Linked DNA regions of Homo sapiens: regions 2, 3, 4, 5, 6 and 7 are each linked to region 1. The links are chromatin contacts, found by Hi-C or POLR2A ChIA-PET in ENCODE. All regions are on one chromosome and are shown on one strand. The core of a region is the stretch at or near the end of the contact, and the rest is flanking DNA. Distances in the headings are between cores, read along the strand shown.

What was found. Hi-C counts contacts between places; a loop is a spot of excess contacts on that map. ChIA-PET counts read pairs that join two places held with the same protein, here RNA polymerase II (POLR2A). Pooled maps may share reads with other maps.
Region 2: a loop to region 1 is called in a map of B cell, with 15 times the contacts of the local background. The contact joins the promoter of ZC3HAV1 here to the enhancer-like site in region 1. A Hi-C loop is called at or near these places in 5 of 168 maps with a recorded cell type or tissue (B cell, CD8-positive, alpha-beta T cell and naive thymus-derived CD4-positive, alpha-beta T cell), 2 of 37 single-sample maps with no recorded cell type and 12 of 50 pooled maps. POLR2A ChIA-PET finds 5 or more read pairs at or near these places in 4 of 52 experiments (CD4-positive, alpha-beta memory T cell, activated CD8-positive, alpha-beta T cell and activated naive CD4-positive, alpha-beta T cell).
Region 3: a loop to region 1 is called in a map of naive thymus-derived CD4-positive, alpha-beta T cell, with 11 times the contacts of the local background. The contact joins the promoter of FMC1 here to the enhancer-like site in region 1. A Hi-C loop is called at or near these places in 1 of 168 maps with a recorded cell type or tissue (naive thymus-derived CD4-positive, alpha-beta T cell), 1 of 37 single-sample maps with no recorded cell type and 11 of 50 pooled maps.
Region 4: a loop to region 1 is called in a map of OCI-LY7, with 17 times the contacts of the local background. The contact joins two enhancer-like sites. A Hi-C loop is called at or near these places in 1 of 168 maps with a recorded cell type or tissue (OCI-LY7), 8 of 37 single-sample maps with no recorded cell type and 5 of 50 pooled maps.
Region 5: a loop to region 1 is called in a map with no recorded cell type, with 7 times the contacts of the local background. The contact joins two enhancer-like sites. A Hi-C loop is called at or near these places in 1 of 37 single-sample maps with no recorded cell type and 2 of 50 pooled maps. POLR2A ChIA-PET finds 5 or more read pairs at or near these places in 1 of 52 experiments (B cell).
Region 6: a pooled map shows a loop between it and region 1 (20-fold over the local background). The contact joins the promoter of LUC7L2 here to the enhancer-like site in region 1. A Hi-C loop is called at or near these places in 8 of 50 pooled maps.
Region 7: a map with no recorded cell type shows a loop between it and region 1 (20-fold over the local background). The contact joins two enhancer-like sites. A Hi-C loop is called at or near these places in 3 of 37 single-sample maps with no recorded cell type and 2 of 50 pooled maps.

Annotation. Positions count from the first base shown.
Region 1 is chr7:142,807,305-142,810,553 of GRCh38, forward strand. It overlaps TRB. Among named protein-coding and RNA genes, the nearest start is that of PRSS2, 38 kb to the left of the region's middle. RefSeq lists an enhancer at 1,085-2,284 and a cis regulatory region at 1,406-2,297. Within about 2 kb of position 1,632, at least 10 of the 41 ENCODE cell types and tissues checked have a DNase peak (open chromatin) inside an H3K27ac peak, as active enhancers do; they include B cell, CD8-positive, alpha-beta T cell and OCI-LY7, where a contact is called at or near this core.
Region 2 is chr7:139,108,364-139,111,909 of GRCh38, forward strand. It overlaps ZC3HAV1 (zinc finger CCCH-type containing, antiviral 1), which reads right to left and starts at 1,357. Exons shown (of 13, transcript NM_020119.4): 1 at 661-1,357. The coding sequence starts at 968. RefSeq lists enhancers at 256-385, 966-1,065, 1,010-1,513, 1,306-1,465.
Region 3 is chr7:139,339,382-139,342,781 of GRCh38, forward strand. FMC1 (formation of mitochondrial complex V assembly factor 1) reads left to right here and starts at 1,956. Exons shown (of 2, transcript NM_197964.5): 1 at 1,956-2,141. The coding sequence starts at 2,004. It overlaps FMC1-LUC7L2 (FMC1-LUC7L2 readthrough), which reads left to right and starts at 1,956. Exons shown (of 11, transcript NM_001244584.3): 1 at 1,956-2,141. The coding sequence starts at 2,004. TRR-CCT4-1 (tRNA-Arg (anticodon CCT) 4-1) reads left to right here and starts at 1,319; the gene lies at 1,319-1,391. It also overlaps a transcript of LUC7L2 not described here. RefSeq lists enhancers at 1,137-1,196, 1,507-1,576, 1,607-1,676, 1,932-2,499, 1,947-2,196.
Region 4 is chr7:137,979,860-137,983,091 of GRCh38, forward strand. All of the region lies in intron 1 of CREB3L2 (cAMP responsive element binding protein 3 like 2), which reads right to left. Among named protein-coding and RNA genes, the nearest start is that of CREB3L2, 21 kb to the right of the region's middle. RefSeq lists enhancers at 1,614-1,663, 1,674-1,763. Within about 2 kb of position 1,465, at least 4 of the 41 ENCODE cell types and tissues checked have a DNase peak (open chromatin) inside an H3K27ac peak, as active enhancers do; they include OCI-LY7, where a contact is called at or near this core.
Region 5 is chr7:139,729,027-139,732,443 of GRCh38, forward strand. All of the region lies in intron 1 of HIPK2 (homeodomain interacting protein kinase 2), which reads right to left. Among named protein-coding and RNA genes, the nearest start is that of HIPK2, 47 kb to the right of the region's middle. Within about 2 kb of position 1,890, at least 21 of the 41 ENCODE cell types and tissues checked have a DNase peak (open chromatin) inside an H3K27ac peak, as active enhancers do.
Region 6 is chr7:139,358,064-139,361,435 of GRCh38, forward strand. LUC7L2 (LUC7 like 2, pre-mRNA splicing factor) reads left to right here and starts at 1,831. Exons shown (of 10, transcript NM_016019.5): 1 at 1,831-2,259. The coding sequence starts at 2,199. The region is part of intron 2 of FMC1-LUC7L2 (FMC1-LUC7L2 readthrough); the gene reads left to right. RefSeq lists enhancers at 966-1,095, 1,816-1,865 and a silencer at 2,096-2,525.
Region 7 is chr7:139,701,353-139,704,657 of GRCh38, forward strand. All of the region lies in intron 2 of HIPK2 (homeodomain interacting protein kinase 2), which reads right to left. Among named protein-coding and RNA genes, the nearest start is that of HIPK2, 75 kb to the right of the region's middle. Within about 2 kb of position 1,599, at least 11 of the 41 ENCODE cell types and tissues checked have a DNase peak (open chromatin) inside an H3K27ac peak, as active enhancers do.

The DNA.
Region 1 (3,249 bases), core at 382-2,881:
ACCCTATAGTCCCCCCAAAAGCCCTCTCAGGTGTCTACATGCAACAGAGTGCCCATATTCTGGCAAGAACCCATAAATCTATGCGAGACAGAATCATTAGAAACTTTAAAACTTGAGTTTTTGGAATGGAAAAAAAGCATGTAGTGGATGGATGAAAACATTATCGTAGCAAAGAAGATGTTGTAATGCAGAGACCTGGGTTTAAGCCTTAGTTCTGTCATTTATCAACTATGTGACCCTGGGCAAGTGATCACCTCTGAGACTCAGTTTTCCTTGCTGTAAAATGAGCTCAATTACAAGCCCAACTTCATAAGATCGTTTTATCTCATTTAACCCACACAACATGTAAAGCTTTTAGAACAATATCAGTAAGTATTAGGTGTTATTATAACTACTACCAACCTGAAGATTTTTTTCAGGCAAAACATTTTCAGTTTTCTCAATTTTGTTATTATAGGGCACAGTTTTGAGCACGTCCTACTTTCCATAGCCCAATCACTCCCTTCTGAAAACATTAAAGTTTGTTTTTATCCCTCTATCTTTTAAAAAATGTGTTGTACAGGACCTGACCCAGCACCAGGTGGGTTCTGACCTACAAAGAGTAAAGGGGGAACTTTGCCTCCTCTTTCTCAACATCTTATACGTTAGTTGGTTCCATTAGGACAATTTATCTACTTTTTGTACGCTCACCATCCCGTTGACTCACAGAGCTCACTTTGACTCACCCCCTGGGTGTTTTTTCACATATCCTTCTTTCACATATTCCCCTTCCTGTGTTCATATAGATGGTTTTCTCTGTTTGGTGGGGGAGGAGGGAGAGAGAGAATGTTTATCATGTTTATTCAGCTTATCTCTCCAACCTATTAAGATTCTGCAGGATTCTAATTTTGTGATTCATTATATTTATCCTTCTATCCTCATGCCATCTCAGATATGATCATCTTGCCTGATTCATTACTATAAGAGTGATTCATGAAATTCATAGCAAGATCACAGCTCAACAGAGACCCCACATTCCCCAAGCCTTGTCTGAAGTCCAGGAGCTGCTAAAACACAGAGAATTAGCTTCTGGTCCTCCTCTGGCCCCAGCTGCATGGCTCTGAACAACTCATTTTTATTCTCTGGGCTTATATGTCCTCCTCTGTGATATGAGGACATTGGGTAAAGTGATCTCTAAGAATCTTCAAACTCTGCTCTTCAGATTCTCTGATTCAAAGCCTGCAGTCTCTGAAGTACCAAGAGAATGGGAACTCAGAGAAGCTAAGCTCTTCCTGGCCTCAAATCATACATATCTGTGACATAGTCTCAGACAGTCTGATGGTGGAAGAGGACAGCACTGGCACTGGAGTCCCACAGTTAGCAAGAGTCAACTGGAGCCCTGACACCTGTTCCCTGGCCCTCCTCCATCAAAAAGGTCTAGGGCCATGAATGACAAGAAAATTGTGTTAAAAAGGAGAGTGGCCCTGAATCAAAAGGTGGGAAGTAATGAGATGTAAATCGGGGTCTTTTAGGTAATAGCTGACAACTGGGGTAGGAATGGGGGTTCTGAGCCCAGTGCTGGCTGCCGGGCTGTTTATCTCTGAGTCACATCAGCACCAAGCCACAGCAGCCACCTGCCCTAGCTCCATCTCTTACAGTCACAACAGGATGTGGTTTGACATTTACTGGGTCCTGCATCTGGGGTGCCTGTGAAAGTTGCTCCCTCCACCCACCCACCTTCAGAGCATCATGAGAACCACACTCACCGCATCCGGCACCCAACCCCCTCCTATGCTGCTCTTTCTACCTGGGCCCCTGGTTAGCATCCTGGCAGTAGAAATAGAACTTCAGAGGGGAGGGGCAGGGTCTCTAGAGGGGAATCTAGGTATCCCAGATCCATGTGCAGGCCTCCCCTCCCCCAACACATCTTTACACCTGCTGGAGGTTATGCACAAGATCAAAGGCCACAGTGGGCACCATGAAGATAGTGGAGAATGAAAAACAGCTGCAATAACTGCTCTGACCCAGTTGGGATCCCTTCTGGTCCCACATCACTCAGGCAACTCTCTCTTCCCACCTGCCCCCCAAACTCCCTTCCACCTCCCTCCACATGTATCCTCCCACTTCCTTCCACTCATGTAATGAGAGGTGCTGATGAGTCACAGGAGAGGTAGCCCTAGATAACCAACAGACTGCAAAACGGACAGTCCCTGGATGTCTGAGCCAGTGTTTGTGCACTGCATTGACTGGCTCCTCGTAGTTTTTTCCTGTAGTTGCTAAAGCCTGTAAGGTCTGTGTGATGAATATTTTCTAACACATCTTAGAAGAACATAATGCAAGACAGAATGAAAAACTAGAGAGGCAGAAACCCCCAAAGTAAGTAGTGGGAAATTACCAGGTATATAATAGGTCAAGCCTGCTCTGCAGGAGCTCAAGGGATTGTAGCATTCTTATCCCAAACCACTGAATCCTGGGCAAAAATAAGAAGTCGCCTAATTTTAGTATTACCAGCTTCCCAACCCCGGGCATTCTTCATCTTACTCAAGCTGTCCAGAGGCCCCAGGGTGACTCCCTATAAGTCCCATGGGTGGCTGAGATCTATTTAGAGGCACAAGGGTATCTCCTTATAAGTCCCATGGGTGGCTGAGATCTATGAGAAGCATCTTGGGGAGAGTGCCTCTGGCCACCAGCATGTGGCCCTGAATCTTCCATGTGCAACTGGCCAGGGAAGGAGATATATGGAAATAGTCATCCTGCACATCTGCAAAATCAGATGCAAATCCTGGAAGCTCTCCTAGAAAAGAGACAGCCTCATCTGATTAAAGGGGCAAGTGAGTTTGATGAATTATTGGCAAGAGACAGCATGTCTGAACAGGATCGGTCATCCTAAACTGCTTTCCTTTGTCCCCTGGAATTATAATGACTGTGGATTTCTGAGTCCTAGATGGTATGGAAACAGTTATGGGAATGAACAGTCTTGCATGAATAAGAGCAGATAACATGGAGGATGTTAATTTGTTCTGCTGAATTTAGGTGGCTTTCAAGCCTCTCCTTCAATGCTCACCTGTCTCTAGGATGCTCTGTGCAATGATCAGGACTTTTTTTCTTCAGATTCTCTAAAACTTACAATATTCACATAGACCTGCACATTTCTACACAAACTGACTCTCCTGCTTGCAATGTCATTTTGCTTATATAACTATTAGCCTCCTAAAGAGCTAAACTTAGCTACAATTTTATGTCCTTTGTGAAGTTTTCCAGAATTTTTGC
Region 2 (3,546 bases), core at 107-2,606, 3.7 Mb before region 1:
CAGGCGGTCAACTGCGCGCGCCACCGTAGAGAGACCACCCGGAGGGAAGGCCCGCGGCTGCTACAACTTCAGGAACCTGGAAAAGGGCCACCCCTGCTACGCGCCAGGCATCAGAAAAGCGGTGATGAGGGGCATGGGGGTGACCGGGAAGGGAGGGACAAGCAGAGAGACCTGCGGCTCGCTCCGGCGGAGACGGACCGGGGGCCCAGGGCGGCTGGGTTACTGGCTCCGCCACGTCTAGGGAAGGAGGTAGTAGGGAGGGAAAGACTCAAGATACCAAAGACGGGAGGCTCTTTCCTTCCTTCCCAAACCTGCCTACCGCTTCTCTAGGCCCTGGCTGGCTCCAGAGCACTTTATTCTTCTGATTCGTGCGGGCGGGCGGGGAAAGGGGTGGAGGTTGAGCCTGGTCTCCTCCAGGCACTAGCATTTTAGCCATTCTCGAGAAAATGTCTGGAGGTGCCGGAAGGAAGGGAACTGCAAAGGTAGAAGCGCGGGCCCTGCAGAGGCTCCCAGAGGGGAGCAGAGAAGGGAGTGGCTGGAGGCGGAGGCTGTCAGGTGCGGGGTCCCGGCGAAGCCGTGCCCCTCCCAGAACATTGCCCGCCTGGACAGTCCACCCCGACCACGGCTGCGGACAGCGCCCCTCCCTCCGGGTGCACTCACCGCTCGGACTGCGAATAGTTGCACCGGCCCAGCAAGTTGAGTTTGCAGAGATGCAGGTTATCGCAGGGTCTCTGGCAGTACTTGCGACGGCAGACCCGGGCTCGAGTGGTGGCCACCACCGATCGGGTGATCCCGGCCTCGCCGCCGGTCTCCAACACCACAAAGCGGTCGGGCCCGGCCACCTGCAGCACCTCACAGAGCTGCGGCTCAGACAGCGCGATCTCCTGGAGCAGCGCGTCCAGGGCCATGCGGCCCCCGTGGGCGCACAGGATTTTGGTGATGAAGCAGCACACCTCCGGGTCCGCCATGGCGCGCTGGCTGTGCTGGCTCTGCCGCGGCGCGGGACTCGGTTCCGCGGAAATCGGAAATCGAAACTTACAAGTGTCCAGGGGCGGGCGCGGGCGGTGCTACTGCTGGGCGCGCCCGGAGTCAGCGAGGGCGCGCTCTCCGTCGCCGTTAGCCCAGCCCAGCGATCCACTCTCGGCTCTCAGGTCAAGAGGCTAGATCTCACCGACCGGGTCCTAGTGGCAGGTTTACAGCCGGCCGCAAGGGCAACTGGGTGGAAAGAAAGAGAACGCGCGGGCAAATCTGCTGGTGACCGCCTGGGGTGGCCCCCTCTCGGTTCTAGGCTCGGCGAGGGTGAGGTTCTCCAGCCGGGCTCCGCGAGCCTTCTTTAGAAAGAAGAGAAACTAAAAGCGATCTTGGGGCTCTGGCCGGTGTTTTATAAGCCAGCCGACTGAGGCGTGTGACGCAAGTCCTGAGAGCCCTGTTGAGGAGTGCGCACCCCACCCATTCCCGGAAAGAGCAGACCCTAGCGAGCGCTTCCTGCGAGCCGTGCGCTCTGCCTCTGTTGGTAGTGAATCTTCCCAGCAACTCCACATGGTAGATATTATTATCCTCACCCTGAACTTGAGGAAGTAACTTGCACGAACACGCACTGGCATCAAGCGGAGCCCAGATGCCACCGAGTTTCCCCAAATCGCGTCCCCAGGCCCCAGATCGTGGTACCCCAGGCCCCGATGTGCAAGTTTCTCCTCCACCACCGTGCCCTCTTAAAGAACAACGATTGCCACTCTCCCTCGTTTCTGCCTTCTCACGAACTTTTGGACAAACCACTTCTTGACATGGTCTTGCTTACCTAGAATCGCTAACTCGGTGCCCTGAACCACTGCTTGTACCTCAATCACGGTGGACATGCTAAGACATATCCCAAGATTTCAGATCGGTTCCTCCCCGTAGAGATTGGGACAAGAACTTTTCCACCGTGGGGACGTACTTTGACCCCCAGAGTTGACATAAAGATTGTTTTTAAGTGAAAACATTGAGCTACAGAAGATGTAGAAAGAAATCTTAATGAAACTTCCCTTATCTGACTAAAGCAAAACCTCCCGAAAACATGGTGCCATTAAAAGCCTCTCGGAGTATTCAGCTGCCAGGAAGACAGACTGTCCCATTACCATTAGCACCAAAAAACCCAATGGGCTGGGTGCTGTGGCTCAGCCCGTAATCCCAGCGCTTTAGGAAGCCGAGGCAGTGGGAGGATTGCTTGAACCCAGGAGTTCAAGACTAGCCTGGGCAACATAGTGAGCTCTCTTCAATAATAATAATAATAATAATAATAATAATAATAATAATAATAATAAAAACAACCCGGGCATGGTGGTGTGCAGCCGCAGTCCCAGCTACTCGGGAGCCTGAGGTGGGAGGATTGCTTGAGCACGGGAGGAGGCTGCAACGAGCCGGGATTGTGCCACTGCACTCCAGCCTGGGGGATAGCGCTGAGACTTTGTCTCAAAAACACAAAACAACCCAATCAAAACTTCCAAACTCTCCTACTGAAGCCCTAAAACTTTCCTTTTTGTTAAGTTGAGGTATATAAACCTTTACTTTTGAGTTTTCTGTTACTGGAAGCTCCTGCATGCATGTGTAAATAAACTTTGTCTTTTCTCCTATTTATCTGTCTAGTGCCAGTTAATTTTTAGGCCCCCAAAGACAGGACACAAGTTGAAGAGAAAAAAGGTTTTTTTTTCCAACATCTTCAAATAAAATAGATGGGTCATTTGATCAGATAAGAAATACATCTTTTTAAAAAATAATAGATTCTGGTTGCTAACTTAGAAATTCTTCAAAATGATTAATGAGAATTCTCCTCAGTTTTGTCATTCATGGTATATAAACCCTCTTTCAGGAATAGAGTACTTTGTTATGAAAACCAGCCAAACATGGGGGCCACATAGGATCATCTTAGGATGTCTAAGAGGGACATCTTGTTCCCTCTAGTTGCTGCTTCTATAGTTGTCTTTTAATCCACTTGGCCTTATTTGTGGTCTGACAGGTTCCCAGGGACCTTTTATTATCAAATCAACTAAGTTCTAGATGTTTATTGACTATCTTCTATGTGGTATTTACATTAGTTAGTAATGTAAGGACATGCAGAAGTTTAAAAAACAGTCCCTGCACTCAAGGAGCATGTATGCGAAGACATGAAAAAATGCATGGAAATATAAGCAAATTCATGGGTAAATGCCACAATGGGAATATAGAAGATGAGAGACTGAAGAGTCTAGTTTGGCTACAGTGGTTGGGAGTACAGACATAGAATCTCCTCCAATTTGAAGCCATGAAAAATGATTTAAGGGCCAGGTGCAGTGGCTTGTGCCTGTAATCCCAACACTTTGGGAGGCCAAGGCGGGAGGATCATGACCATCCTGGGCAACATACTGTGAGATCCACCTGGGCAACATAGCGAGACCTCATCTCCACTAAAAATAAAAATTAGCCAGACATAGTGGTATGTGCCTGTAGTCCCAACTACTTGGGAGGCTGCGGCGGGAGGATTTCTTGAGCCCGGGAGTTCAAGGTTGCAGTGAGCTACAATTGTGCCAC
Region 3 (3,400 bases), core at 706-3,205, 3.5 Mb before region 1:
GTAAATAAAGGGAGCAACAGGGGACCAGAGGAGGTGAAATGAATAATTTTCACCTTGCCGTATTGACTTCAAGGGCCTGGAGAAGCGTCTAACCTAGACTTCTGGAGTAAGCTGAAGCCCAAAGGGTAAAGAGGCATATTAATACAAATGGTTAAGTTTCAGGCAGAGGGAATATCAGGTAAGGTGTGTGGTGGGGAAGAGACAATGAAAGTGGAGATACCTGGAGCAGAGGGTGATAAGCGAAAAGTGAGAGATGAAGATTAAGGTACAAGCGAGGATCAATTTATGTCGTCTGAGCTTTATCTTAGGGACAATGGGAAGCCCCTGTGATACTATAAGGGTAAGTTTACTGGGACTCCGAAGTGATTTGTTCGTTATACAATTAGGAACAGAACCAAAAAATGAACTGCTAATTTTTAAAATTAATTCCTAATCAATGTACTATTACTTCCCCGCTGTCCCATGTTTATCGCTGACGCACCAATTCAAAGGACACGGCACATGTTTCTTTTTTTTTTTGAGATGGAGTTTCGCTCCTGTTGCCCAGGCTAGAGAGCAATGGCGCGATCTCGGCTCACTACAACCTCCGACTCCAGGGTTCAAGCAATTCTCCTGCCTCAGCCTCCGGAGTAGCTGGGATTACAGGCATGCGCCACCACGCCCGGCTAATTCTGTATTTTTAGTAGAGACAGGGTTTCTCTGTGTTGGTCAGGCTGGTTTCAAACCCCCGACCTAAGATGATCCGCCCGCCTCGGCCTCCCAAAGTACTGGTATTACAGGCGTGCGCCACCACGCCCGGCCTGCGGAAATGGCCTCAACGCTTCAACCGGAAGCAGAAATTGACCGCGGCAGGCGCCATCTAACGGCCGCTGGAGCAAAGCTCCTCCTGGAAATTCGCAACACCGGAAAAGGTCCGGCTGCTTCCGGTAAAAACCCACCAGAGCTGACGTTCAGAGGGCGAGTCTCGAAGATCCGGCCAATTTGCCCAGCGCGCTGTGCTCCGCGACGGCGCATGCCCGCTTTTGCGCAGGCGCGGGGACTACGGCGCAGGCGCGGAGACTATTGCGCAGGCAAGCGCGTACGCAGAAGCGTGCGCGCGCCCGTTCAACGTCCGGAGCATCGGTGCAGTTTCGAGGGTAAAGCCTTTGGCGCGGTGATGTGGACTTTTGTTCTCTAACTACAACTCCCAGCATACGTCACCCCTCACGTGGGCGCTAGGTGTGGTTTCGTGGGATAGGGTAAGGCGAAAATGAAGTGACGATGACGTACCAAAGAGGAAAATAGTTGAATATGTTGTGTGAGCGCGTCGTTTGCAGAAGCCCCAGTGGCCTAATGGATAAGGCATTGGCCTCCTAAGCCAGGGATTGTGGGTTCGAGTCCCATCTGGGGTGGCCTGTGACTTTTGTCCTTTTTTCCCCTTTCTAAACAAAGCGAAATATGCCAACTTTACTTTTTTTTTTTTTAAATGGGAAGTGTGTGTGTGTTTTTACTAGCTGGTGGGCTGCAATTTTCGAGAATCTGCACACACCCATGTCCTTTGTCTGAGCCGCAGGTCCCCTGGGATTTGGGGAGACGTCAATACGTTGAATTTTGATATCCCTTTTATAAATCATTTAAAAATGTCTTCTCAGCGTGTTCCATATCAAATCCACACCCACACCCCCCGCCGGGCCCGCTTCTCCTGAGACTCAGCGGTTGGTCGGCTAACGGGCATCTTCAATGACGCAGTGAAGAAAAGCCCCTGTTTCCCCAAACCCTTGTTCTGGGTTAGAGGTCCTGGTACCTTCAGTTAACAGTCGGGTTTCGTTTGATTTTGTTACGGCGCCCCTGGGCCTTCGATTAATAAGGTTCGGTCAACGGACAAGTGAGCGGTTCCACTGCTCGTCAGTCGATAGGGGGAGTCGGTAGTCTGTCCGACCGTACCATTAGGCGCCTGGGCCGGAGGAGGGGTTTTCAGGGTCGTAGGACGCCGTTGGGCACCACGCTCGGAGAAGGACAGGACAATGGCGGCCTTAGGGTCCCCGTCGCACACTTTTCGAGGACTTCTGCGGGAGTTGCGCTACCTGAGCGCGGCCACCGGCCGACCCTATCGCGACACCGCGGCCTATCGGTACCTTGTGAAGGCTTTCCGTGCACATCGGGTACGGGAGCCATGTCCCGGGTGCTCTACGTGCTGGGGAGGGAGGAAGAGCCGGGTCTGGGCTAGGGTGGGGAGCACGGTGTTTAATTCCTGCATTTCTGAGGCCAACCCTCCCACGGAGCCCTGGTTCTGACCAAACCAACCCAGGCCCTAGGCTCCATGCTCTGGCATAAACTCGGGGACCAAAGGACCAGCGGGGGGGGGCGCAGAGTCGCTCTGGGGACGTCAGCCTGTCCTGCAGAGGGGCGGACCCGTCCCGAAGGATTTCATTGGCTGGTCTGTTGCCTCTGCGGAGGGCAGTCAGGAAAGTGGAATGGAGGATTCAATGCTGGGGATAAAACAATGAAGATGGAGTTGAAGGGTGTACTGTTGCTAGACTTAAAGCCACAGCATCTGGCCAACAATTTCCTCACCCGTCCCCTAGAAAAGTTATTCTAAGAAGCATTTCTTTTTGAGGCGGAAAAGAACAACTGGGCTTTAGGGAAGGAAACTTGCTGCCCTTGAGCAATGTGGGGAAAGGGAGAACGATCAACTGTCGAATTTCTGAGCCACGGACGTCAGAATGTAAAATCTTAGAACTCAAATTCACCTAGTTTTTAAAAGGTGGCAACGTTAGGGTCTGTGCTAGGAACCTGGTCTAAACAGGAAGAATCAGATGCACATGTGTCCTGTCCTTAAGACACTTGCTGCCCACCTAAGGAGCCATACAGTAAAGTACTGAGGATAAATAAGTGCTCAAGGTGTAGACAACAGGGGCTGGGGTATAAAGAAGGGGTAGTTAGGGAAGGTTTTCCGGAGGAAATTAATCAGGGACCTGAAGGCTAATTTGGAGTTAGCAAGTAAATTGGGGTTAGGGTCCAGGTTTAAAAGCTACACAATTGAAAGCCCAAGGGGAGAAAAATTGCCAGTTGAGAGTGGTTTAGCCCTAAGGTGTGGTGGGTGAAGTGGAGGTAGATGAAGTGGTAGGCCGAACAGGAACTTAAACTTTATTGTAAGTGTAATGGGAAGCCATTCTAAGATTGTGATCACCTCCCAGGTTCAAGCGATTCTCCTGCCTCAGCCTCCCGAGTAGTACAGGCAGGCGACATGCGACACCACGCCCGGCTAATTTTGTATTTTTAGTGGAGACGGGGTTTCTCCATGTTGGTCAGGCTGGTCTTGAACTCCTGACCTCAGGTGATCCGCCTGCCTCGGCCTCCCAAAGTGTTGTAATTACAGGCGTGAACTATCAAACCTGGCCCCATTCTAAGATTTTTAAGG
Region 4 (3,232 bases), core at 215-2,714, 4.8 Mb before region 1:
AGCAGGGAGCCTGACTCAGATGTAGAACAGATCCCCAAGAAGGGATCCAGGGGAGGCCACATCAGTTTCTTGGGCTCCATCTAGCTTGATCTGGCATCAGTACCTGGTGCATGCGGATGATGGGTGAGTCCAATCAGCCTCACAGGAGGCAGCAGAATATTCTAGCCAGCAGTTCTCAAATTTTACATGCACATGGATCATCTGGGGATCTTCAGATTATAATTCAGAAAGTCTAGAGTAGGGCCTGAGATTCTGAATTTGTGACAAACTCCCAGGAGATGAATGTTGCCAGACCATGGACCATGCTTTGAGTAGTCATACTCCAAGCCAGTAGTTCTCACCTCGGTTTCACTTTGGAAGCACTGGGAGAGCTTTTAAAATGCCTGATGCCCAGGCCTCATCCCAGAACCAATTAAATCAGAATCTCTTGGGCTGGGACCCAGGCATCAAAGTTGTTTAAGCTCCCAGGTAAGTGTGATGTGCAGCCAAGACTGAGACTCTTTGCTCTAGACCGTGGGGATGGGCAGAGCAGGAGCTTCATTGTTCCAGTGGGTTCGCCTGGCCTGGGGCAGCTCAGGAGAGTGGTCACCCAGGCTGAGTTATGCAAGTGACCACAGGCTCAGTTAAAAAGGTTCCAAACTGGTGGGGGGCAACCCCAGGCCTAGACAAACACAACCAGAGAAAGGGGAAGAGAAGACTTGCTGGTGCCCAGGGCTTACCCCAAGCATTGCAGACACCTGTAAAAATCAGGCCTACTTTCAGACTTCCCCAACCAGTGGCCCAGGCTCCTAAAATACATGACATGGGATTTCTCCATACAGGCTCCAAAGCTGCTAGAGCTATAGGCTGAAGGTCCTCAGGATTTCAACTGAGAGGGAGGAGTTGGGAAAGGCAAACTAGGAAACAATTTTCCACTGGCCATCAATAAAATTCCTCATTAATTTCTAAGAGTGACCAGCTCCTCTCTTTGCCTCTCCTGCTCTTTACTGATGCACTGGCCCCTGTTCCTCCACAATGTGACCCCCCTTTGTCGCCAGCTACTCCATACATTTAGAAAGTCAATTCTGCAATTTCCAAATGCCAGACAGAAATCCCCTCCAAAGACCCTTAACGATGATGCACACCAATAATGTGACACCCTCCAGAATGCCAAGATCTGCTGAGGACCCCGAGTCCTTGCAATAAAGCAGGAGAACCTGAGATAAGATCCCAAGCCCTGAGTTCAGGTCCTCACACCTGTCAGGACTGAGCAAAGCTCTAGGAAAACCGGCAGAGTTAAAGCCCAGAGGAGGAGGGGAAGGCCTGCGTGAATGAAAGAAAGAGGAGAGCAAAGGAGACAAAAAGGGAAAGAGAAGGAGAGAAAGGAGAGGAGGAAAAGGGAGCCTGGGTGGAGAATAGGAAGGTGGAGCATGGCAAAGGCCTCCAGCATTCTTTGGGGACTGGTCAGGGGTAGCAGTGACCTAGCCTGAGGATAAACCCAGATTCTATGAGGGCCTGTGCTTTTAAAATGGATTCATGTTTACCAAGTTTTAAAAAGGACTGAAGTGACTTAGAGAAAACATATCAAATGAGGTCAAATAAAATTCAACATGGGTGTAGAGAAGGATTAGTCATGTGGGAGAACCAGGAAGTAGAGAACAAGAAAAAATAATAAGTATGGGGCTAGAAAACAGTCCAGACCCCACAGAAATTAACTAGGAAAAAAGTCACAGACCAAAAATATATACCCATGAGTCCCAGCCTTGCTCTTGAGATCAGTTAGCCAGGCAGGCAGTGGTTTAGCTCAAGGAGGGATGAATGAATGTGGGGGCCAGAGCCCTCCATTTAGAGGCAGAAAAGCCAGCTTCTACTATTGTCTGCTTTGAGTCCGAATCTTGAGAATACTCCGAAATGCCTTTAATAAGCACAGTGGTTTTTCTGGTTTATGATGTAAGACAGCCACTCGTTTCATGTATTCTCCAAAAATAGAGTTTGCTCCAAAAATAAAAAGTAAAAGAAGTCAACAAAGGGTTAGGTTTCGAGTACAGAGGCACAGGGCAGCTTTTGGGGGAAGAGCTCTCTCTCTTTAGTTCTTGGGCAGTAAGCTCACCTGCCAGCAGTCAGGGTCTAATTAGTGCCCAGCAGCAAGAGGGAGCAGAGCTTCTCTGGAATGCTCCAGGGGGATGGGGCTGCACAATGAGGTGGGGGGTATGCTGGTGGTGGACACCAGTGTGCACAGACCTGTTCCTTCTCAGCTTCTACTTTAGAGGTACAGTCTCTGGGACATTAGCTTTTACCACTGTTAGGTCAGCAAACCTTTTGAAAATGTGATGAAAGACACACATATGCACTGCACATACAATGCCCTAAAGAGCATTTCCAGAAGTTCCCAGACCCTCTTGAGGCCATAAACTCAGCTTAAGAACCTTCAGTCTGTAGGTTTTCAACTCCCACAGGTTTCTTTCAGTAGAAAACACACTGCTCTGGTCACCGCCATGAGTCCTTGGGAACCTTATGAAACTCTAGTGAACCCCCAGTGCTATGGGGTTGAATTGTGTTCCCTGCTGATGTGATTTGGCTGTGTCCCCACCCAAATCTCATCTTGAATTTAGCTCCCGCAGTTCCCATGTGTCATGGGAGGGACGCAGTGGGAAGTCATTGAATCATGGGGGTGGGTCTTTCCTGTATCGTTCTCGTGATAGTGAATAAGTCTCACAAGATCTGATGGTTTTATAAAGAGAAGTTCCCTTGCACAAGCTCTCTCTTGCTTGCCACCATGTAAGATGTGCCTTTCACCTTCCACCAAGATTGTGAGGCCTCCCCAGCCACGTGGAACTGTGAGTCAATTAAACCTCTTTCCTTTATAAATTACCCAGTCCTGGGTATGTCTTTATCAGCAGCATGAGAACGGACTAATACACCTGCAAATTCATATGCTGAAGCCCTAACCTCCAATGTGACAGTATCTGGAGACTGGGCCTGAGGGTTAAATGGGCTGAAAGGATGGTGCCCTCATGATGGGATTAGCATCTTCATTGGAAGAGGACATAGCAAAAAGGAAGAAAGAAGATGCTGTCTCTACCACAGGAGGACATAGTGAGAAGATGGCCATCTGCAAGCCAGGAAGAGAGCCCTAACCAGGAACAGAATTAGCCAGCACCTTGATCCTGGACTTCCCAGTCTCCAGAACTGTAAGAAATAAATACCTGTTGTTTAAGTCACCCATCTGTAGCATTTTATTATAGCAGCCTGA
Region 5 (3,417 bases), core at 640-3,139, 3.1 Mb before region 1:
ATAAAAGAGAATTGGAGCCAGGTTCAGTGGCTCACACCTGTAATTCCAATGCTTTGGGAGGCCGCGATGGGTGGACTGCTTGAGCCCAGAAGTTCAAGACCAACCTGGGCAACATGGTGAAATCCTGTCTCTACAAAAAACAAAAAAAATTAGCCAGGTGTGGTGGTGCACACCCATAGTCCCAGCTATTCGGGAGGCTGAGGTGGGAGGATCACTTGAAGCTGGGAGGTAGAGGTTGCAGCAAGCTGTGATTGCAACACTGCATTCCAGCCTGGGTGACAGAGTAGACCCTGTCTCTGAGAGAGAGAGAGAGAGAGAGAGAGAGAGAGAGAGAGAGAGAGAGAGAGAGAGAGAGAGAATTGGGAGTGGCTTATTAATAACACAAAAACTAGGTTTCCAGTTTTGATTCTGTGTGTGTCTGAGGCAGAACCTAAGTAGGCCCCAAAAGCCACCTCAAGAGTGGCTGGCAGTGGGCGGCCAAGTTCAGGCCACCCCTCTTCATGCCCCTCAGCATCGAGGAGGAGCCCCGGCTTGGTTCTTCCTCGTGTGCCCTCTCTCACCTGCCATCCACATTGTTCTGTTTTTCAACACTGCATTTTCTTTCCAATGGAGGATCTCAAGAAGACAACCTTTTAAATAAACGTGGTGGGATGAAAAAGGCAAACACCCACAAACTATGAAAACAAAATCAGCTGTACTTCTGGTTTCAACCCAGAGGAATTCCATTTAAATCCACATTTTTTCAAAGATCTAGAAGGCTGCTTACCTTGTCCCTGAAATGTTCTAAATAAGGACGGTTAAAGTTTCAGCAGTACCAGTTTTCAGGTGTTTGAATCACAAACCTTTACGAAAGAAAGCACCTTCCCTGAATTTTTCAGCCACTTCCTAACATGACATACCAATGTCCCTCCATTCACTACTGGTTCAAAATCCTCACTGACCACCTCAAGAGACAAGTAAACCAGACCTGCAGCAGATACTGAGGAGGCCAGGTGTGTGCCTGGCAACGGAAGGTAAGCCTCAGATGGACTTTTCCTATCCTTTAGAAATGTTTGGTAAAGTCTAAATCAAGACTAAAAATCTGGTAGGCTTTTTCTCTTCTGAGCAAGAGTGAATTTGTTAGCCTTAAATGTCTGGTACTATGTTGGTAAAGTAAAATGATGCGTTTTACTAGCCAAACACCCATTTCCGGCCCAGTCCACAGCTGAGGTGCCTTTTTGAGCTACCTCAGGTTCTACTTCAGAAATGTTTGTGGCACACAGAATCAGAACTGGAAATCTACTCTATTCTTTCCCATTTTGGTGTTCTTGTTACCATGTCACTGCAATTTTTTCTCTCTTTTTTTTTTTTTGGAGACAAAGTCTCACTCTGTCGCCCAGGCTGGAGTGCAGTGGTGAGATCTCGGCTCACTGCAACCTCCACCTCCCAGGTTCAAGCAATTCTCCTGCCTCAGCCTCCCGAGTAGTGGGGATTACAGGCATGAGCCAACATGCCCGGCTAATTTTTGTATTTTTAGTAGAGATGGGGTTTCACCATGTTGGCCAGGCTGGTCTCAAACTCCTGACCTCTGGTGATCCACCTGCCTTGGCTTCCCAAAGTGCTAGGATTATAGGCATGAGCCATCGCACCTGGCCCTAATTTTCATTTAAACTAAAAACTGTGTAGATTCTATTACTATGTGTCCTCCCAAAAGATATGTTAAGTCCTAACCCCCAGTACCTGTGAATGTGATCTTTTTTGGAAATGGGGTCTTTTCAGAGGTAATCAAGTTACAATAAATTCATTAAGGTGAGCCGTAATCCCATATGACTGGTGTCCTTGTAAGAGGAGACACAGACATACACACAGAGTGCGGGCCACACATCGACAGAGGCAGAGACTGGAGCAATGCAGCTGTAACCCAAGGGATGCCCAGCATTGTTGGGAGCCATCAGAAGCCGAGAGAAGGCAAGAAGGGGATTTACCTGGAGTCTTCGAGGGAACGTGGCCCTGCCAACTCCTCCAAAACTGTGAGAGAAGACATTTCTGTTGTTTTAGGCCACCTATTAATAGTTTGTGTTAATTTGTTACAGTCACCCTATGAAACTAGTACCCTCTGCAAAATAAGTCAGGATGTATTTCATTGAAAAGGCATGTCTGTACTCAAGCTATGATAAAGTATTTATAACAATCGCAAAGTGACGCTGGCCAAATGGCAGGTTGCCCTCTCAGCCTCCCGGCCTGTGTCTGTGGCCTCTTGGTTAAAAAGCAACAGAAGCATCTACAGCTTTACTCCCACGTTTTAGTCTTAATTCCTGCCAGGGCACTATACACCTCCTCTCCTTATGCAAATATATTTGTTCATTGTGATTGAGGTTTGACTTCAAAACAACAAAATTTCTAAGGAAGGCATCTAAAGTTCGATCTGTTCTCATCAGTGACGTCCACAGTTAAGAGGCCACAGACGGCACTTCCTCAAACCTGCCTTTTCTAAACCTCAACTTCTTGCTGAGTTATACAAAGGAACCAGGACAAAGGGCCGCCAAATGGGTTCTGCGCTCAGTGCAACACCTGTTTGCACACCCCTTGTACTCATGTTTATGTATTTCTTTGAGCATTTCTCTCACAGGCTGTTCTCTAACTGCAAAGAAAACTTTGTGAAAGATGTTTTGCAGACACAGTGATGCCGGGGATGTGAGATGCAGATAACCCTTTCCCCCAGGCTCTCTTTAAATACAGGATTCATTTCATCCCCTTCTTAAAGCACAATAATCCATCCTTCTTACTTGATTTAAATAGCAACTGCTATTTACAACAGGAGCTCCATGTTACAACTGTTTTGTTCCTTGGAGAATTGTTTCATTCCCCTCAGTTGCCTTTAACTGACACCTGACTAAACTCAATTAGGGATCACTTCGGGAAAGGTACCACCTCCACAACTCGCAGGGAGAGGGAAGAGCAGGAAGAAACGAAAGGAAGAAAGCTGGAGTGTGGGGAAAGTTGGCACGGATGCTGAGAGGAAAAGGAAAAAGAAACTAAAGATGAGAAAAAGGTGAGAAAAGAGAAGGCAAGTGAAATTATATTGGAGCACACTAAGAATAATAAAGTAGCATTGTAATGTGCTTTGTAAACTATAAAGCATAATAAAAATGCAATGTGGTATTATTTGCAATATTTAAATAGGTGCTTTTGTGTGTGTGTTTGTGGATATGAAAATCAGCTGGTACAGGGATCCCTTGGCAGGGCAACCAGTGGCCCATTCTAAGCTGTGCAAATTAAAGTGGGTTCTTTGGTCTGTTGCAAGGACATTTTTCTACTGTGAGTCACTGTCATCAAGCCAGTCCTGGCGTTATTACCCAACAACTCCATGGCACGGAGCCACTTACACCCAGTGCTGGGAGGAGGTGCCCACTCAGATAATACTGGTTCTTGTAGCGG
Region 6 (3,372 bases), core at 581-3,080, 3.4 Mb before region 1:
GTGGCATAATCTCGGCTTACTGCAACCTCCACTTCCCGGGTTCAAGTGATTCTCCTGCCTCAGCCTCCGAGTAGCTGGGATTACAGGCACGCGCATCCATGCCCGGCTAATTTTTGTATTTTTAGTAGAGATGGAATTTCACCATGTTGGTCAGGCTGGTCTCGAACTCCTGACCTCAAGGTGATCCGCCCGCCTCTGCCTCCCAAAGTACTGGGATTACAGGCATGAGCCATCCCTCCCAGCCGCAATATACATTTAAAGGAATTTTGGGACTATTACTACTATTCATGTTTTTTATTGATCTGCTAATAACAGTTCCAAGGCGATGAGTATACAGTGTTAATGGAACACAAATCTCTATTATTTCCTTTCAAAGTATCCAGGAAGTGCCTGTCTTCTTAAACATTTGATTTTATTAACTCATTCTTCTTACAGTTTTAAATTTCTTTTTAGGCGATGAATATACAGTGTTAATGGAACACAAATCTCTATTATGTCCTTTCAAAGTATCTAGAAAGTGCCTGTCTTCTTAAACATTTGGTTTTATTAACTCATTCATTTTTCTTACAGTTTTAGATTTCTTTTTAAGCAACCTTTCTTCCTGCACACTGACCTATGTCTTACTTAAGGAATTTTTTTTTTTAGAAGTCTCGCTCTGTCGCGCAGGTTGCAGCGCAGTGGCGTCATCTCGACTCACTGCAACCTCCGTCTCCCGGGTTCAAACGATTCTCCTGCCTCAGCCTCCCGAGTAGCTGGGGAGGCGCCCGCCATCACGCCCGGCTAATTTTTATATTTTTAGTAGAGACAGGGTTTCACCATGTTGGCCAGGCTGATCTTGAACTCCTGACCTCAGGCAATCCACCTCCCTTGGCCTCCCAAAGTGCGGGGTTTACAGGCGTGAGCCACCGCGCCCGGCAAGGAATTAATATTTTACTAAAACAGTTTTTAGAAACACCAGGGAAAGGCTCAGGGCTAAGTATTTTATTCCAGTTTGTTCTAACAGCCACGCCATAGCAGACGTGTGACCACCTCCACCAGCCCTACGAGGGGTAGAACTGAAGCCAAGGCCCCAGTCACGGGCCGGGCTTCAGAATCCAGGCTTCCCTGCGGCCAGCGCCGCTGGCTCCCTGCTCCCCGAGATCGCCTCCCCAGTAGCTGAGAATACGCTGAGTTTTTATGGTTTCACATTCAGACTAAGCCGCCCGCGACCTTGTAGGTAAAGATGAATCCGAATGGGTCGGCGCGCCTGTTTCCTAGGGTACTGCTTTCGGGCGCTTTCTCCTGAAGTTGACACTTCCCAGCCGAGGAGCCTTAAAGCCCCACGCAGCGGAAGGAACGCGGCCCCGGCGGCGGCGAGACAGGCCTGCTCCCGGCCGGGAAAGGCGCACGAGAACCAGGACGCGTCCACGCCACTCGGGGCGGGCGTTCGCCCCGAGCACGCCCACCTCAGACGCCAAGGAGGCTGACCGCAGTCCGGTCGACGATGGGCATGGTCTCTACTTACTTTCCGCCCAGGCTAACCTCTAGCGCATTTTGCTAATTTGGGTCTGAATCGCCATCACCGCGGGCAGCGCAGCCTTAGCCGCCAGCCCTACAGCCGGGAGGGAATGTAATGTAAGGTTTGGCGCCTCGGGGCGGATCCGGCTTGCACAGTCAGTTAAGGAACCAGAGTATCGCGAGATCCGGGGTAAAGGGGCGGGAGGAGCGCGCGTGCACGCGCCCAGAGCCGTTAGGGTGGAACTCCACTCGGGCGGGGCGGGCGGAGTGATACAGCTGGACGCCAGTTGGTGGAGCCCCCGCGGGAAACGACTGAGCGCGAGGAGCGTGCGCGCTCCCGTCGTGGCGACGGTGGCGGCGAGCGGCGTCAGAGCTTGAGGGGGGGTTGACGGCTTCTGGCGGGTGGCGGTGTTGAAGGCGAGAGCTTGCTTGGCCCGTGTCGCTTCTGTCCCAAGAACCGGACGGAGAGTGAGGGCACGAGGGTCGCTGTCGGGGGCTGTCGTCTTCCACGTACACGTCGTCGTGAGGAGCGCAGTCCGGACTCTTCCCGCAACCCCTCCGGCTCCCTTTCCGCACGCCTCGAGGCGGCGGCGGCCACCGAGACAGCAGCGCACCTTCCCCCATCCCTTCCCCTTATCCCCCAGCCCAAAAGGGCCCGGTCTGCGCCCCACCCCCGCCCGTCCGCCCGCTACGCCGCCGCCATGTCGGCGCAGGCCCAGATGCGCGCGATGCTGGACCAGTTGATGGGCACCTCCCGGGACGGTAAGTCTCTGCCAGGGCCCTGGGGGTGGGGGAGGGGACGGGGACGGCGAAGGGAAGGGGTTCCGAGGGCGCACCTGGGCGCGCGCGTGTGGCTGAGTAAGGGGCTCCCAGATTGGTAACACGAGGTCCCCGTCCCCCGTCCCATCCAATCAGGGCTCGGCAGGCGGGCAGGGGGGGCGGTGACCATGCGGATTGGCGGGAACTGCTGCCAATGGGGTGAGGCGGGGCCTGGAGGCAGAAAGGAGAGTTTGTGCTTTTAATGTTGACTTGGCTGAGACGGGAGAGCCCGCGTCTCTGTTGCGTAGTTGGGGGGCCCGTTTTGTCGCTGGTTAGGTACCTGCGGAAAGCTAAGGCCTCCACCCCCGATATAATTCCTTAACCCAGAGCTTTGGGATCATCCCTCGCCGCCGTCCTCCAGAGTACCTAGAGAGAAGCTTCCCCCTCCTCTTCCTGGGTCAGGAGGAAACCTTTATTACTAACCCAGTCTCAGAGATGCACCCTCGAGCCCCACAGAAACAACCATTTTTATGGAAAATCTGACCCAAACCATGGTTTCTTAAGTGGGTGTGTTTGGCCCCATTTTGTGAGAAGGAACATGTTATGGCCTGTTTTTCCGAGAGACCTCCATTTTGTTAGACAATTTAATAGAGGCTTTGTTCAGTAAATATTGACAAATGTTGCATGTCCCTAACAGAACGATTTTGAAAATTTGGTACCCAGTGAAGTAGAATAGAGGAGAACAAAGATCCTTTCAGGCGTTTAGTTTAGAATCTGTATAGAGAGCCCTTAATTGCTGGATTATCCTTTGTCATAAAGAGAATTTCTAAATAAAATGATGAAATGCTGTTGCTTTTTTGGTGATGTTAATTAGTAATGTACTCTCAAATTCAACTTAAATACATTCAAATATGTAGGAAAGGTCTAGTTCATTACTTTCTTAACACAGCAAAATCCTTGGTAGTTTTTATGTGTTGCTTCTTTAGGCAGATAGTTTCTTAGCCACTAAGGAAATGCTTTTTTTCTTGAGAAGTTATTTAAGTGTATTGATTTAAGAGAAAAGGCACGTCTTAAATTTAGTTTTTAAGTTACTCTTTTAATTTACATGAGTGCTTT
Region 7 (3,305 bases), core at 349-2,848, 3.1 Mb before region 1:
TAGTCTCGGCTAACTGCAGGACGTGAAGAGGCTGTGAGGCTAGACATGAGGCTTAAAACTTACCAAGACCTTTCCTGTTCCCAAAGCCCTCACCTAGAACGTCGGCTCTCATCCAGTGAGCTGTGGCAAAGTCATGTCGGAGAGGTGGTGAGACTTAGCCCAACTCACATAGCTGGCGGGACGCTGAGACCTACGTCTCTCTGTCTCATTACCCTAGTCTAAGCCAAGGGTGGCAGGCCATTCGTGTTCACCGTACAACCAGTGGATACAATCAGCCTTGGTTCTCTCCCCGGGTTTAAGAGCCAGACCCAGGGCCTAAGAAATATATCATTTCTTTGGGGATCAAATGGATAAATGAATAAGAAGATGGATTATACTAAACGCAAATTATTTAGAGGAGGGATAAATCTCTTTTGGTTATGGCAAAGGTAGCACTTGAGTTTCACAAGGGGAATGGGGCAGAACTGGGTTTGGAGGCCTGGAGGCGGGGGAAGGCAGGGAAGGCACCTTATGCCAAAGGCACCGTGCAGACTGGAACGGACGGTGAGCAGGTCAGGCTGCTGCAGAGGCCACATCGGGAGAGAGTGGCAGAGGGGCAGGCTGGGGCTACCCAGTAGGACTTCGAATCCCAGAGCTTCTAATCCCAGGTTAGGGATCTGGACGTGGGAGCCAAGCAGGGAGCACACGAGGAGCAGAGAAAGAAGAACACGCTTTAGGAGGTGTCTTTTGAGAGCAAGGAAGGGCAGTCCCTCCCAGTGCTGCTCCAGACTCCAGCAGCGCAGGCCGGGGCACGAGACAGCGGCGGGAGAGGCTGGGCAGCCTGATCGTAAGCTCAGTTCTGCAAATATTGGGGCCTCTTGCTGCCAGGAGTGGCCCTGAAAACCCACATCTTACACTGGCTGCTCTGAGCTGCAGAGGACACTGTGGAAGGACATTTACAGGCTGTCGACCCTCTTATTTCCTCCAAAAAAATAAGCAAATGCCCCTGTGGAGACAGGGAAGCATCCTGGCTCTGAGCCCAGCATGTGGCCTTGGGCCACAGCCCAGTCACGGGGGTGCATATCCCGGGTCGAGCTGCTGGGACCACTCCAGGCACAGGGACCCTCGCCGAGGCCCAGCACTTAGAATGAGGATACGTACCCCATTACATCCAGGACAAAGGAAGTTCTCTCCCTGGGGGCTGGGGGGAGACCTTTCCTGCAAAGCCAGCTGCTTCTCTGTAGTAAGCTTGAAAATGCCCTCAGGAGGGAGGGTTGCCACAGGGGAAAGCTGGTTTTGAGATAACGATTACAGGGAAAACCATGATGTCTCATGCATGGGCATGCAGGCCATGGGCGTAAATAATCATGTCAGAAGCAAGGGGAGGACTCCTGGGCACACAGAGGACCCCTGGGCACACGGAGGCTGGATCAACAACCCCACTCAGCCTTCATCTTCTCTCTGGACTTGCAAAGTCCTGCTATTTCAGCCATAATAGTTTGTCACTTCTCTGTTTCTAGTGGTCAGTCCTTAACTTTTGGAGGACAAGTTGATGAGCCACATACACAAAACAGCACATAAACTAAAGAAACTGCATGCTATCAATGCTTCCTCCATCAGCAGCTGTTTACGCCCCAGAGTTGTTTTCGTAGGTTCCCCTGTCCGGCCGTTTCCAGAAATGACTGGTTACCCTCCTGGCCATCCTGTGACAGGATGAACAAACATATCTTTTTTACCCAAACACAGCACAACAAAACAAAAACAGGAAGAAAAATTAGGCATGGTACGGCTTATGGGTTTAATATTATCAACAATTTCCCTAGAGGTCATTAGGGGTAAATAGATTTAAAATCATTTTGAAAATATTTTAAAAACGGAAAGTTCTATGAATTTTAGCCCATGTATAGATTTGTGTGACCACCACCACACTGAGAATACAGAACAGCCACATCATCCTAAAACCTCCCGCTGCTGCTCAGGGTGAATGTTTGACTTTCACAAGTGCGGACATCATCTGGCTCTCTTGGTGCCAGATCTATTTATATTCTGGGGGTTCGTACTTAGTGCATTTTATTTGCCAATGTAAGTTCTAATTTACAAAAAGAGGAGGACGAGAAATCCTTCATGGAGGTCAGAGGATGACAAAGAAGTGGCACCAACAGTTTGTCCCTCATGTTCTGGCCAAATAAATTTTATGGCAAACGTCCACATATATAAGGCTGTGACTGGGGATGACACTTCCCCAGTCATGAGAATTAGGACGAGGAAGGAGCTCTAAATACAGAGAACACCATGCACCAGTCTACCTGCTGCCACTGGATACACACACAGCAGCACATGTAACCAACACATACCACACCCAACACATACACCCCTCCACACCCACACTATATCCAACATACACACCCGACACACACCACACACACACACACCCACACACTACACCCAACACACACCACACACACACCCCACACCCCACACACTACACCCAACACATACACCTCCCCCACACCCACACTATACCCAACCTACACACCCAACACCACCACACACACACACACGCAACACATACTACACCCAACACATACAACCCCTCCACACCCACACTATATCCAACATACACACCCCCAACACACACCACACACACAACCACACCCAACACACACCACACCCAACATATACCCCCTCCACACCCACACTATATCCAACATACACACCCAACACACACACACCCAACACATGCACCCCCTCCACACCCGCTATACCCAACATACACACCCAACACACACCACACACACACCACACACACACACCATACCCAACACATACACCCCCTCCACACCCACACTATATCCAACATACACACCCAACACACACACCACACCCAACACACACTACACCCAACACATGCACCCCTCCACACCCACACTATACCCAACATACACACCCAACACACACCACACCCAACACATACACCCCCTCCACACCCACACTATACCCAACATACATACCCCACCACACACACTATACCCAACATACACACCCAACACACCACACACACCACACCCAACACATGCACCCCCTCCACACCCACACTATACCCAACATACACACCCCCAACACATACCACACACACACCCAACACATGCTACATGTGCCCACACTACACCCAACACACACACACACCCCAACACACCCCCACACCCCATACACACAGCAACATATACATACCCCATGTGAACACATACAAACCATACACATGCCTACCATACATAAACACACCCAACACACACCCCATACACACAGACGTGCTCTGTCTTCAGGGG